Regions from separate parts of the Homo sapiens genome. Here region 2 is linked to region 1. A link is an interaction called in ENCODE POLR2A ChIA-PET data of the cell type or tissue named here. Cell type or tissue: B cell. All regions are shown on one strand. Links, peaks and the distances in the headings refer to the core of each region. The heading gives the core; the rest is flanking DNA.

Evidence for each region. Peaks named below come from ENCODE experiments on the same cell type or tissue, not always from the same donor. Only the 100,000 strongest peaks of a DNase experiment are listed, where the experiment ranks them.
Region 2: POLR2A ChIA-PET joins it to region 1 with 5 read pairs; 1 of 35 experiments calls an interaction of 5 or more read pairs at or near these places.

What each region holds. Positions count from the first base shown.
Region 1 is chr11:72,710,580-72,715,579 of GRCh38, forward strand. It overlaps ARAP1 (ArfGAP with RhoGAP domain, ankyrin repeat and PH domain 1), which reads right to left. Exons shown (of 35, transcript NM_001040118.3): 4 at 3,573-3,742; 5 at 2,597-2,664; 6 at 1,859-1,989; 7 at 1,617-1,760; 8 at 851-920; 9 at 442-562; 10 at 1-8. Among named protein-coding and RNA genes, the nearest start is that of ARAP1-AS2, 13 kb to the left of the region's middle. RefSeq lists enhancers at 2,063-2,643, 3,225-3,804. In B cell, for the core only: no CTCF peak of the experiment used is centred there; no DNase peak of the experiment used is centred there; H3K27ac peaks cover 445 bases.
Region 2 is chr11:73,007,491-73,014,621 of GRCh38, forward strand. The region is part of intron 4 of FCHSD2 (FCH and double SH3 domains 2); the gene reads right to left. Among named protein-coding and RNA genes, the nearest start is that of FCHSD2, 130 kb to the right of the region's middle. In B cell, for the core only: no CTCF peak of the experiment used is centred there; no DNase peak of the experiment used is centred there; H3K27ac peaks cover 4,373 bases.

The sequences.
Region 1 (5,000 bases), core at 1-5,000:
CCGCTCCACTGCAGGAGAAGGGTAGAGGAGTAAGCCCAAGGTTGCAGGGAGCCCCTCAGGGGTCTCCTGGCCCTAGGCTCCTCATGCAACACCTCCTCCAGAAAGCCCACTCAGATGCCCCCATCATTTTGCTTGACTTCTCTGACTTGAACGAGCTCAGGCTCCAATCCCAGCTATGCCACTGATGCTGGGCAAGTGACCTCACCCCTCCAAGCCTGCTCCCGCTGATTGTGTGGTTCTGAGGAGTCAGTGACCGTGCCAAGCACAGAGCCGGTCACAGAGGGTGCCCCCTTCCTCTGCCCACCTCACAAAGGCAGCATGCCTCCCCGGATGTGATGTGAGAGGGCAGATGCACCATGACTCTCTTCCCCCTCCTCTGCCCAAACTTCCAGTCTTCTCTACCCTCTTCTACACACACACACAACACCCCACACTCCCCACCATCACTCTCTGCCCGGAAGGCAAAGGTTCGGTTGTTTGTGATCACTTCAAACTTCTGGTCCCCGATGGCAGCCACGTGGGAGATGCAGGCCACAGAGATAAAGCGCTTAGAGTAAGCGTCCTGGGGGAGAGACAGGAACTATATTTTGGGACCCAGCACCTCGCTGACTCCCCCAGCCTCAGCCAAAATGAAGTCTGCAGCCCTGTCTCCTGCAGCTGGTTAGAGACAAGACCCTGTGCTGACCCTGACTGCAGCCCTCAGCAGGCAGAGGGCCAGGAGGACATGGGTTAAGGGGTCAGACTTAGAACTCTGGCGAGGACTCCTCTGGGGAGGGACGCCACCTCGCTCCAGTGTTGGGGCCAGCCTAGGCTGGAGCAGGGGTCGCGTCAGGACTGATGCAGGCCTCACCTTGTTACTGTCAAAGTATCGCAGGTGATCAGTATCCAGTCTCACCCATCGTTTCTGATAGATGTAAGATCTGGAGAGGGAGAGGGACAACAAGCAAATGACCGGGGGTAGGAGGACAGGTTCCAGGACCACCCCAGCCCTCAGAAGCCACACTCAGAGTGAGGATCAGCCAGGTTCTAGGGAGGAAGAATCCCAAATGGCCACTGGCAAGAAGATGGACTTTACAGCAAGAGTGACTGAAGTCAGACTCAAAGTAGCACATCTCTTTTTTTTTTTTTTTTTTTGAGACAGGGTCTCACTCTGCCACACAGGCTGGAAGGCAGTAGTACAGGCCTAGCTCACTACAGCCTCAGATGCCTGGGCTCAAGTGCTTCTCCCACCTCAGTCTCCCAAGTAGCCAAAACTACAGGCATGAGCCACTGCACCTGGCTAGTTTTTAAATTTATTTGTAGAGACGAGGTCTCGCCATGTTGCCCAGAGTGGTCTCAAACTCCTGGCCTCAAGCAAACCTCCCATCTCAGTATCTCAAGTGCAGAGATTACAGGAGTGAGCCACTATGCCCAGCGATCTCCCAATTTTCAGGGCAATAAAATGGGTCTGGAGGGAATCATCAGTGGTCACAGTGTGCCTGGAGGGAGACCTGTGCAAATCATCGCAGGCCCTTCTGGTTTTCAGATCAGTGAGTGATACCAGTGTCCTGGGGTCCTGGACACTGCCCCCCACCCCCCCATGCAGAGCACAGCAGGACCCAAGAGGCCTCACTCACCCCTGCGGTGGGTTCTTGTCCAGCCAGCCAGCCTTGATGACTGGTGTGACGGGGGTGGAGCCCCCAGGCGGCCCGTCCATGGGGTGTGGCGCAGCTATTGTGCTGGGCAAGGACAAGCTCAGGCTGCTGGTATGCCATCCGCCACTAGCGAGAGATGAGGGGATGGGGGGCCGGGCTGAGGAGGCAAGGAGGGGGCGGGCTGAGGTTGGGCTCAGTGGGAAGGAGGGTGGCCGGACACTCACTTGGGGACGCCCTCATAGGCGTGGTCATCCTCTTCCTCATCCCCTTGGTCGTCCCCAGACAGTTCCTCTCCCTCGCTCAGCAGACTGGCCACGCGCACGGCCCGTGGGACTCGGCTCGGTGGGGGCTCCTCCTGCCCCCGAGACCCACTCAGCGTCATCCTTCCCTTCAAGCCACAGATCACACCCACCCGGGGCTGCCACGCCCCCTCTGTCCACACAGCCCCGACCCACACAGCCCAGCACTTTTAGTTCTGTTTCCTCACACTCCCCTCCCCCTGCCAGCGGAGACCACACAGAGACCCAGATCACAGGGACAGGAGAGCCAGTGGCAGAAACCGACCTAGGACACAGACAAAAACAGAAAGATAAAGGGACAGAGAAAAAGACTGCGGGCTAGGGATGCAAGACAGACAGACACGGGAACACAAGAAGTGAAACAGAGACAGACACTCCGGGACAGGACACGAGTTCCTAACACACAGGGTGGGGGGAGGCCACATGCCCACCCACATACAGCCAGGGCCTGGGGGAGCCACACCAGAGCCCCGACCCCTGGCCCAGAGCGCTGTGGCTACACGTGACTCCTGACCCCCGTATGGCAAGAGAGTGAGGTGGGGGAAGGGGAAGCCTCCCGGGAAATGGCTGCCCACTCTCTGTCTGGTAGTCCTCAGGGTCTGACAGGCAGCTGGGCACCCCCACAACACCCTGACAGGCAGACAGTCCCATGCCTGGCCCCACCTTCTTGGTCATCACTCTGGCTGGGGCCCCCGGCCCCTCCTCTGGGACCTCATCGTAGTCAGAGTCATCTGGTGAGAGAGGGGTTGGGGGGCCTCAGGGCAAGGGGCCTGGCCTCCTCTCCTGGGGCACCACACTGGGCTTCACAAAGCCTCCCCCATGCCAAGACCCCCATCCCCACCTCCCCCTGGCTTTCAAAAAAAGGCACAGGGGACAGGAAGTGCGATTTATACCCCCAGGCCTCATAGGACAGTACTAAAGGGTGGCAGAGGAGAAGCTGGGACACCACAAGGAGGTCCGAGCCAGTGGTGAGCTTGGGGGTTGGGGTAAGGACTGTCAAAGGCAACAAGAATCAACAAATGTGGCCAACCCCAGGAAAAGCAAACCACCTCTGGCCAGGCGCGGTGGCTCATGCCTGTAATCCCAGCACTTTGGGAGGCTGAGGTGGGCAGATCACGAACTCAGGAGATCGAGACCATCCTGGCTAACACGGTGAAACCCCGTCTCTACTAAAAATACAAAAAATTAGCCAGGTATGGTGGCGGGCGCCTGTAGTCCCAGCTACTCGGGAGGCTGAGGCAGGAGAAGGGCGTGAACCCAGGAGGCAGAGCTTGCAGTGGGCGGAGATTGCACCACTGCACTCCAGCCTGGGCGACAGAGCGAGACTCCATCTCAAAAAAAAAAAAAAAAAAGAAAAGCAAACCACCCAACACCATGGAAAATCAGACCATGGGTAACTGGCAAAGCCGGCCATGGCCCCACACTTAACGGTCAGGAGGCCAGAGAGGTGGGTGCTGTCTCCATTGTGAGGATGAAGAGAATAGCGCTCAGGGAGGCTGTGACCTGCCCGGGGCCACACAGTGGGCTGGTGGCAGGCTTGCACAGAAAGGAGTGTGATCCTTGCATACCTTCCAGAGGCCTGATTCCAGGGATCCCAGGCCATCCACCCAGAGCCCCATCTCCTGGCTGCAGCACTCACCGAACTCTGGGAACAGGCGTACCGGCTTTGGAGGTATCTCCGGGGGGCAGGGAGGTGGAGAGGGAGGCTGGGGAGGCCCCTGGGGGAGGGTGGACAGGGGCTCCTCAGACTGTGGCTGGGGAGGGGATGATAATGATGGCAGCAATGACTCCTCCTCCTTAGTGGGCAGGCTGGGAACACAACAAAAGTTGGGCATCACTAAGCAACAGAGCCAAGACTGAAACATACTGAGCCCCCAGCTCACCTGAACTGCAGCAAAACTCAGGCACTACACAAACTCACACAGACAGGAGCCCTCCTGCACACAGTCCTCCTCAACTCATCTCCCAGACCAAAACCCCTCCTGGTTCCCCGAAGCCTAAAGGAAGCAGGCACCCTCTTTGGCCTGAATGAGGTGTTCACCTATCCCCAGTGCTCTAGCTTTTAGTCACATATATCTACTGGGTCTCCACACTGAAGGAGGGATAAAGACCAGAATGGGGAGTCAGGGAAGGATTCGTGGAGAAGGTGATGCTTGACCTGAGCTTTTAAGGATAAGAAGGCATTGACGGCAAAGAGAAGGGACAGGATTGAAATGAGCTGCAAGGCCCGAGGCACAGACCAGAGCCTCAGAAACCAATTCCTAAGGCCCTGAATTGTGGGTCTCTGTCTCAAGATCACCTTGCTCTTGCCCAGATTTGGATATTCACTACCTCCTGGTGCCCTCAGACTCCTCAAACTCACCTGATCCCACCAGACCCATCTCCCACACCTCTGCTACCTCACCCCACTCACTCACCTCTGCTACCACTCCCCAGGGAACCCTCCCCTGATTCTCCAAGGCCAAGTTCAGGGCCTCCTGGGCTCTCACGGCCCCACAGTGTTCCCATCTGTCTCAGTACAGATCACATTGCTTCTGGCAGGCTGTCTTCTGAAGGGCTGTGGCATCAAGGACATGAATTTGAATCCTGCCTTAGTTTCTTAGTTCTTGTGTGTCCTGGGGTGAGCACCTAGCCCCTCTGAGCCTCAGTTTCCTCTTCTGTGAAACGGGGGCTATATCACTGACCTGGCAGGGTGCTAGAAGGATTAACCAAGACAGGATGTGTCATGTGCCAGTGCACAGGATGCACGGGGACTACAGGCTGGAACAAGGTGCCTGAGCCCTGGAGGCCTGGCCCCACCAGCTGTCTCTGCCAGTGCCCTGCAGGGGCCAAGGAGGAGAATCAGGGTGGATGGCTTATTTTTGGCCTTGTCTGTTGCCCTGGTGTTCCTGGCTGATGGTGTGGGGCTACCGTGAAAGCAAGGAAGGGCTGGGAGGCAGTGACAGGGTCTGCCTGGGGTGTGGTCATGATGCCAGGCCTTTCCTCCTGCTGTTGCCTCCACCAGTAACACCCTTCTCCCTGTTCTCTGCCTGGGAATATCCACTAGTTTTTTAACTTCTTTTTTTTT
Region 2 (7,131 bases), core at 1,313-6,312, 300 kb after region 1:
TAGTGGTGGCTATGCAGGAGGTGATGTGGAAGGATCACTTGGATCCAAGAGTTTGAGGCTACAGTGAGCCACTTCACTCCAGCTTGGGTGCAAAAGTGAGACCCTGTTTTGAAAGAAAGGAAAGAAGAAAGAAAAAAGGGGGGAAAAAGAGAAAGGAAAAGAAAAGAAAGAAATCAAGAAATTCTTAACAAGATCTTAAGTGTGGAAGAGGTCACACAAAGCTACAAATGTGGTAAAACTGCACAGAACTCAATATGCACACACATACACACAAATGAATGTGTATAAAACTAACGAATTCTGAATTAAGTTGGATGACTGTATCAGTATCAATTTCTTGGTTGTGATATTGTACTACAGTTATGCAAGATATTACCACTGGGAGAACTGGGTGGGGAATGTAAGAGCACTCTTTGTATTTATTATTTCTGACGACTATGTGTGGCTACAATTATCTCAAAGTAAAAAGTGTTTAAGATATAACAAACAAAACCACAGGTCTTCCCTAGGCTTAGAAATACACCTTTCTACTGGCATCACATCTCAAGACAACTCAGGACAATGTGATTAAGGGCTGGCTGCAGTGCCTCACGCCTGTAGCACTTTGAGAGGCTGAGGCAGGCAGATCACTTGAGGCCAGGAGTTTGCGACCAGCCTGGCCAACATAGTAAAACCCCATCTCTACTAAAAATACAAAAATTAGCAGGGCATGGTGATGCACACCTGTAATCCCAGCTACTCAGGAGGCTGAGGCACAAGAATTGCTTGAACCCAGGAGGCAGACATTGCAGTGGGCCAAGACTGTACCACTGCACTCCAGCCTGGGCGACAGACCGAGACTGTCTCAAAACAAAGAAAAGAAAATGTGATTAAGTTCATAACCTAAGAATAATTTATATAATAACTAGTAACAAGAAGAATGGTGTTTTAATAAATGTTCATACATGGTTGTTATTGGTAGTAGAAAGGGAGAATATCCTAAGCCTGGGTAACAGAAATAAAGACAAGGAAAAAGACTGCTTTCAGTCCAGTGGAGGTGTTGATAAGAACTGAAACACAACTGCAACTGAGGTGCCCAAAGGTTGGAAAACCAAGGATGAAAGCAGAAATGGCCAGAGGTAAGTAGAGAGATAATTTGGTGCCAGGTTTCTTCATGGTTTTGAATATCATGAAAAGAAATTTAAATTTATCCCATCGGCAAGGAAAAACAATAGAAGATTTTCAAGCAGGGGAGTGACAGTAGGCCTGTTTTACAAAGATATAAAGATATAGTTTGTGTCATTATAGCAGATGGAATTGTGAAAGAAATCACATGCAAACAAGCAGCTACTTAACATTTCAGATATGAAGAGATCTACAAAGAAGGTAAAATTAGAGGCAGCTTTTTGTTTCCCAAGTTGAAAAGTTAATAAAAATATATTATTATTACCAGTTCATAGTCAAGATTTAAAGACAAGAATATAAATAAGCTTACTTAAAAGTCATTAGAGAGCTGAGGGATTTTTGAGAAGCATTTACATAGAAAGGAATGAAAACCTGTTCTCAAATTTAAAAAAAAAAAAGGTCCAAGAGAAAGTAGTGTTACAAAAGTCTAATGCAAATTGAGGTTTTAATGACATTAAATGCTGCATGTATCATCAGATAGGCAAACAATTTAAAAGACTGATTACATGCACTGTTGGTAAAAAATAAAAACAAAGGGACAATTTAAAATCATACTACAGGCTGGGTGTGGTGGCTCACGCCTGTAATCCCAGCAGTTTGGGAGGCTGAGGTGGGCTGATCACTTGAGATCAAAGAGTTTGAGACCAGCCTGGCCAACATGGTGAAACTCCATCTCTACTAAAAATACAAAAATTAGCCAGGTGTGGTGGCGTACACCTGTAATCCCAGTTGCTCGGGAGGCTGAGGCATGAGAATCACTTGAACCTGGGAGGTGGAGGTTGCAGTGAGCCAAGATCATGCCACCACACTCCAGCCTGGGTGATGGAGTGAGAAGTGTCTCAAAAAACAAAGTCATACTAGAAAAAATTAAATATATTTATACAGTTTATGGGGAACAACTTCCAATATTAATATTTTAGGGCCAGTCTAGTAGTGATGAATTCCCTAACCTTTTGCTTGTCTGGGAAAGAATTTACTTCTCCTTCATTTATGAAGGATAATTTTGCTGAATACAGTACCCTTGGTTGGTAGTTTTTTTTTTCTTTCAGTACTTTGAATATATCATACCATTCTCTCTTGGCCTGTAAAGGTTTCTGCTGAGAAATCTGCTAGTAGTCTCATAGCAGTTCCTTGACAGGTTACTGCATGCTTTTTTTCTTGCTGTTTTTTGAATTCTCTCTTTGTCTTTGATGTTAGATAGTTTGACTATAATGTACCATGGAGAATGCCTTTTTGCATTTCATCTGCCTGGGGGGGTCTCAGAGCCTCCAGTATCTGGATGTCTAAATCTCGTTAGACTTGGGAAGTTTTTGTCTATTATTTCATCAAATAGATTTTTCTAACCTTCCCTTCCCTCTTTGCCATCTGGGAAACCAATAATATGTGTATTTGGTCACTTTATGTTGTCCCATATATCACAAAGGCTTTGTTAATTCTTTCTTATTTTTCTTCTTTTTGACTGCTTGGGTTATTTCATAGGACCTGTCTTCAAGTTTTGAGATCTTCTCTTTTGCTTGATCTAGTCTATTGTTGAAGCTTTCAAATGTATTTTGTATTTCATTCAATGAATTCTTCCATTACAGAATTTCTGTTTGGTTCTTTTTTATATCTCTCTTTGGTAAATTTCTCATTCATATCCTGAATTGTTTTTCTGATTTCTCTGTACTGTTTTTCAGAATTTTCTTGTATCTCATTGAGCTTCTTTAATATCAACATTTTGAATTCTTTTTCCAGGATTTTGTAAATTTGTTTTTTATTGGGATCTGTTACTAGAGAATTATGTTATTCCTTTGGAGTTATATTTCCTTGCTTTTTCATGTTTCCTACATTGATAACTGCACATCTGATGTGATAGTCACTTCTTCCAGTTTTTTGAATTTGCTTCTGTAGGGAATGTTTTCCTGAAGATAGATCTATGGTGTTGTTTGGTAGGGCCCTTTGGCCTTGATTCTGGGTGCTTGCAGTGGTACGGTATCTGTACGATTTCTTTGGCTATGAACAGTGTCAGTGGTGTTTGTAATTTATTCAGTGGTTTCAGGTGCAGTTATTAGTGGGGCCTGTGGTAAAGTTTTGCTGAGGACTGGGGCACCAGGTAGGCCAGTCTTTGAGCCCCAGTAGAGGCAGTGGTGAGTTGGCACTAGTAGTCCAGGTGGGCCAATTCTTGGCCTTCAGGTGGCTTACTCAGATGCTGGTAGTGGCAGCAGTGAGCTGGGTGGGTGGGCAGATTCTTGGGCCTCTGGGCAGCTGGCATAAAACAGCAGTGGCAGTGATGGGATAATCTTCTGGGTCTTGAGCAGTGTATGCTGGTGTTGGTGGTGGCTGTGAGGGGGTGGGCAGCTCAGTCTCCAAGCCTGCAGGTGCCATGTGCAGGTAGGTGTCAGCTGTGATTGTAGTGGCAGGGGTGGGTAGAACCAACCTCAGGCCCCCTAGAGGAGTATTCAGGTGCCAATGGTGGTAGAATGTGCTGGGCAATCTCCTGGACCCTAGCCTGTGTGCTCTGGCATGGAGTAGGGATATGAAGTCAGGCTGGGGTGGCTTGCCCTCAGGCTCTCAACAATATGTGCAGGTGCCAGCCATGGTAGGCAGGGGCAGGCTGATCCCTAGGCCACTGGCAGAATGCTCAGGTGGGAGGCAGTAGTGGCTGCACTGCTGCCCTGCCACTGGAAAAGGGAGGGCTACCTTCTGAGCTGGAAGCCTAGGCTAGCAGGTGGGGAACATGTGCACCACCTAGGCTAGCAGGTGGGGAATACTTGCCCCAGCACCACTCGCTCCCCAGCAGCACTTACACTGCTAACCTAACAGTGTTAACCCACAGCTTGGCCCCAAGGGCAGCAGCTCACACTTCTCTTGTGGTTTAGCCCTAGTGATGCTGGACCCCAGGACAGTGCACAGTCTGTTGGGGGCAGGGCTCTAAAATAGTGCCTTGCTGCAGTTGCTTAGTTCTCAGAGCGTGTGTGGGACCCAGCATGAGCTCCCTTCTTGGTGTAGTGCCATCACACAATCTCCTGGCAGCTCCCTATCTTAGTTTCAAGGCCCAGGAAGGTTGAAGGGCTCTTCCATGGCCAGCACTACAGAAGTCTACAGTGGGAATGTGGACCAATGGGGGTCTCTCTTGGCTCCTGACTAATCCCACCTGAACAGGCTACCTTGTTTCCCTTTCCTTTTTAACTTTAGGTATTTCCTGTCACTTTTCTGTTGAATTCCAGTGTTCTCTTGGATGATCTAGTCAACATGTGATTATTCACTCACTAGTTTGGTTCTTCTTAGTGGAGGAGGTACGAAGTGCCCCTAGTCAGCCACCTTGAAGACCCTCCCTCCAATATCAACATTTTAAATATATAAACCCTTTGATCCAGCATTTCTCCCTCTAAGAATTTACCCTACAGATACACTTTCAGTGTACAAAAATATACTTATGTTCATACAGAACTTATTCACTGCATTATTTGAAATACTAATAAACTAAATAACTACAAATAGGGATGTGGATAACAAAAGTATAGTTCATCAATACTATGGCACTAAAGCAGGCATTAAAAAGAATGAGGGACCAGAACATACTGACATGAAGGGATTTCTAAAATAGACTCCTTAAGTGTGTGGGCGGGGAGCAAGGGTGTTACAGACTGCATGTATATAATAATTGCAGTTCTGTTAGAAACAACAAAACTATGTATGCCCATGTGTGAATCACACAGAAAAAAATGTGAAAGAAAAGACCACACACTTGTAATAGCAATTACCCTAGGGGAGCAGAAATGTGAATGGAAGATGCTTGGGAAATGATATTCTTTATACTCCTGTACTGTTTACCTACTTGATAAAAAACATGTATTACTTGGATAAGAATTTAAAACTACCAATGCAAATATAAATACGAAAAAGTTAAATGGAAAATTTTAAATAACAAAACTAAAATAAGCTCCAAATAAACAAAAACACTGGCAATTGTTCTCAGCCTCAATCCTGATCTTTCTATTGTCTTTTTCACAATAGCACCACCATCCTCTCAGTTGCCTAAATGAAAACACCTGGGAGTCATTGTATAATTCTTCATCTCTCTCCCCCTGCTTCATTCATTCAGTCAGTAAATATTTATCAAGTGCTTTCAATGTTGCAAGAGCTATTTTAAATATGAAGAAAACTGTTTATATATGTAATTTGTCTCAGAACAAATTTGACAAACACAAAAAACAAAACTCTGCCAAATCATTTGCAAGTCCTCTGGCTTAAGTCTTCTAAATATCTCTGAAATCTTCCCTACAACTTGATTTCTGCTACAATTTCCTTGGTTCAAATATGAGATGATGAGGAATTAAATTCCTGCCATTCTATCCTTTCTGAAGTCTTCCTCACACCCCTCGAATCCACCTTTACACTATCATTAAAGTAAAGATGATAATATGATTCCTCTCATGGAAACATTTCAACACCTCCATTACGTTCTGAATAAAAAAGCAAACTCTATACTGTGATATGTAAAGTCCTTTTATGATGCCTACCTATGATGTATCCTTAATCTCCACCACTCCAGTTAACCTCTAACCCACATACTTCACAGCAACCCTACTGAACTGTTACCTAACAGTCACATTTTCTCATGCTCCATGCCTGGAAGGGGTTATTTTCACTTAGAATTTCTTTTACCAAACTGTCTGCCTGGAAAACTCCTGCACATTCTTTAAGACCTGGCTCTACAAGCCCAGGTTTTCTTCTATGGCTCCAGTGCCCCTCTCCTACTACCCAATTCTGCAACTATTTATAGTGGCTATCTCCTGTATGCTTACAAAGGACAGACAACATATCTTCTAGCCTCTCTAATCCTAAGGTCTACTTTAACCGCTGACATGTAGTAGGTATTTCATATGTATCCTATGAATAAGAAAGAAAGAATAAATGTGTGTTTAAATAGCTATCTGACCTTGAGTAAGACATATAACCTGAGACCTGGTTTCCTATAGTATAAAATGAGAATTATTATATCTACCTCACAGAGCTGTTCTGATAATCATGGGAAATGAGTTCTTAGCACAGTGTCTGCCACATAGTAAATATTTTGTATATCTTGGCTTGCAATACTTTTTTAAATTAGGGTTTATAAGCTAGCCTAGGAGCATAGCTTTTTAATCCTTATTTCTTTGGTAACCTGAATCCTGAATTTTAAATAAACTTGGAATATAACTCCTGGCCTCAAGCAATCCTCCCATCTTAGCCTCCTAAAGCACTGGGATTGCAGGCATGAGCCACCATGCCCAGCCTAACTATCTATAAGTTGGATCCTTCTTTACTGCAAGCAATCTTCTTCTTAGGCTGATTTCCTTATACCAGCAACACTGAACATCCCATGCTCACTGTCACCTCAAGGTTTTGTTCTACTTGCCTCTCTTGCCTAGAATTTCATCTCTCCTCTCTTCCTCCTTAGCTGAATTTTGCAGATACAGAAAATCCTTAAGAAAATCTGTGTGGTTTCTTTTTTTTTTTTTTTTTTTTTTTGGGAGACAGAGTCTCACTCTGTCACCCAGGCTGGAGGGTAGTGGTGCATTCATAGCTCACTGCAGCCTTCAACTCCTGGGCTCAAGCGATCGTCCTGCCTTAGCCTCCTGAGTAGCTGGGACTACATGCACGTACCACCACACCCAGCTAATGTATTTTTTTGTAGAGATGGAGTATCACTATACTGCCCAGTCTAGTCTTGAACTACTTGCCTCAAGTGATCCTTCCACCTCGGCCTCCCAAAGTGCTAGGATTACAGGCATGAAGAAAATCTATTAATATTTTTATTTCCTGTTTTGCTTTAATATGCTCTATTGCAATCATACTGTTCTATTATTTATTGCTCTCAAGACACCTTCCATGATATCAGTAGGCCACTGTGAAGAATTATTAGGGCTTCTTATCATATATCCTTCAGTTTTCTAGCTTCATTGCCACATTCTTAAGAAATCATCTGATGTCAATCATCACTGA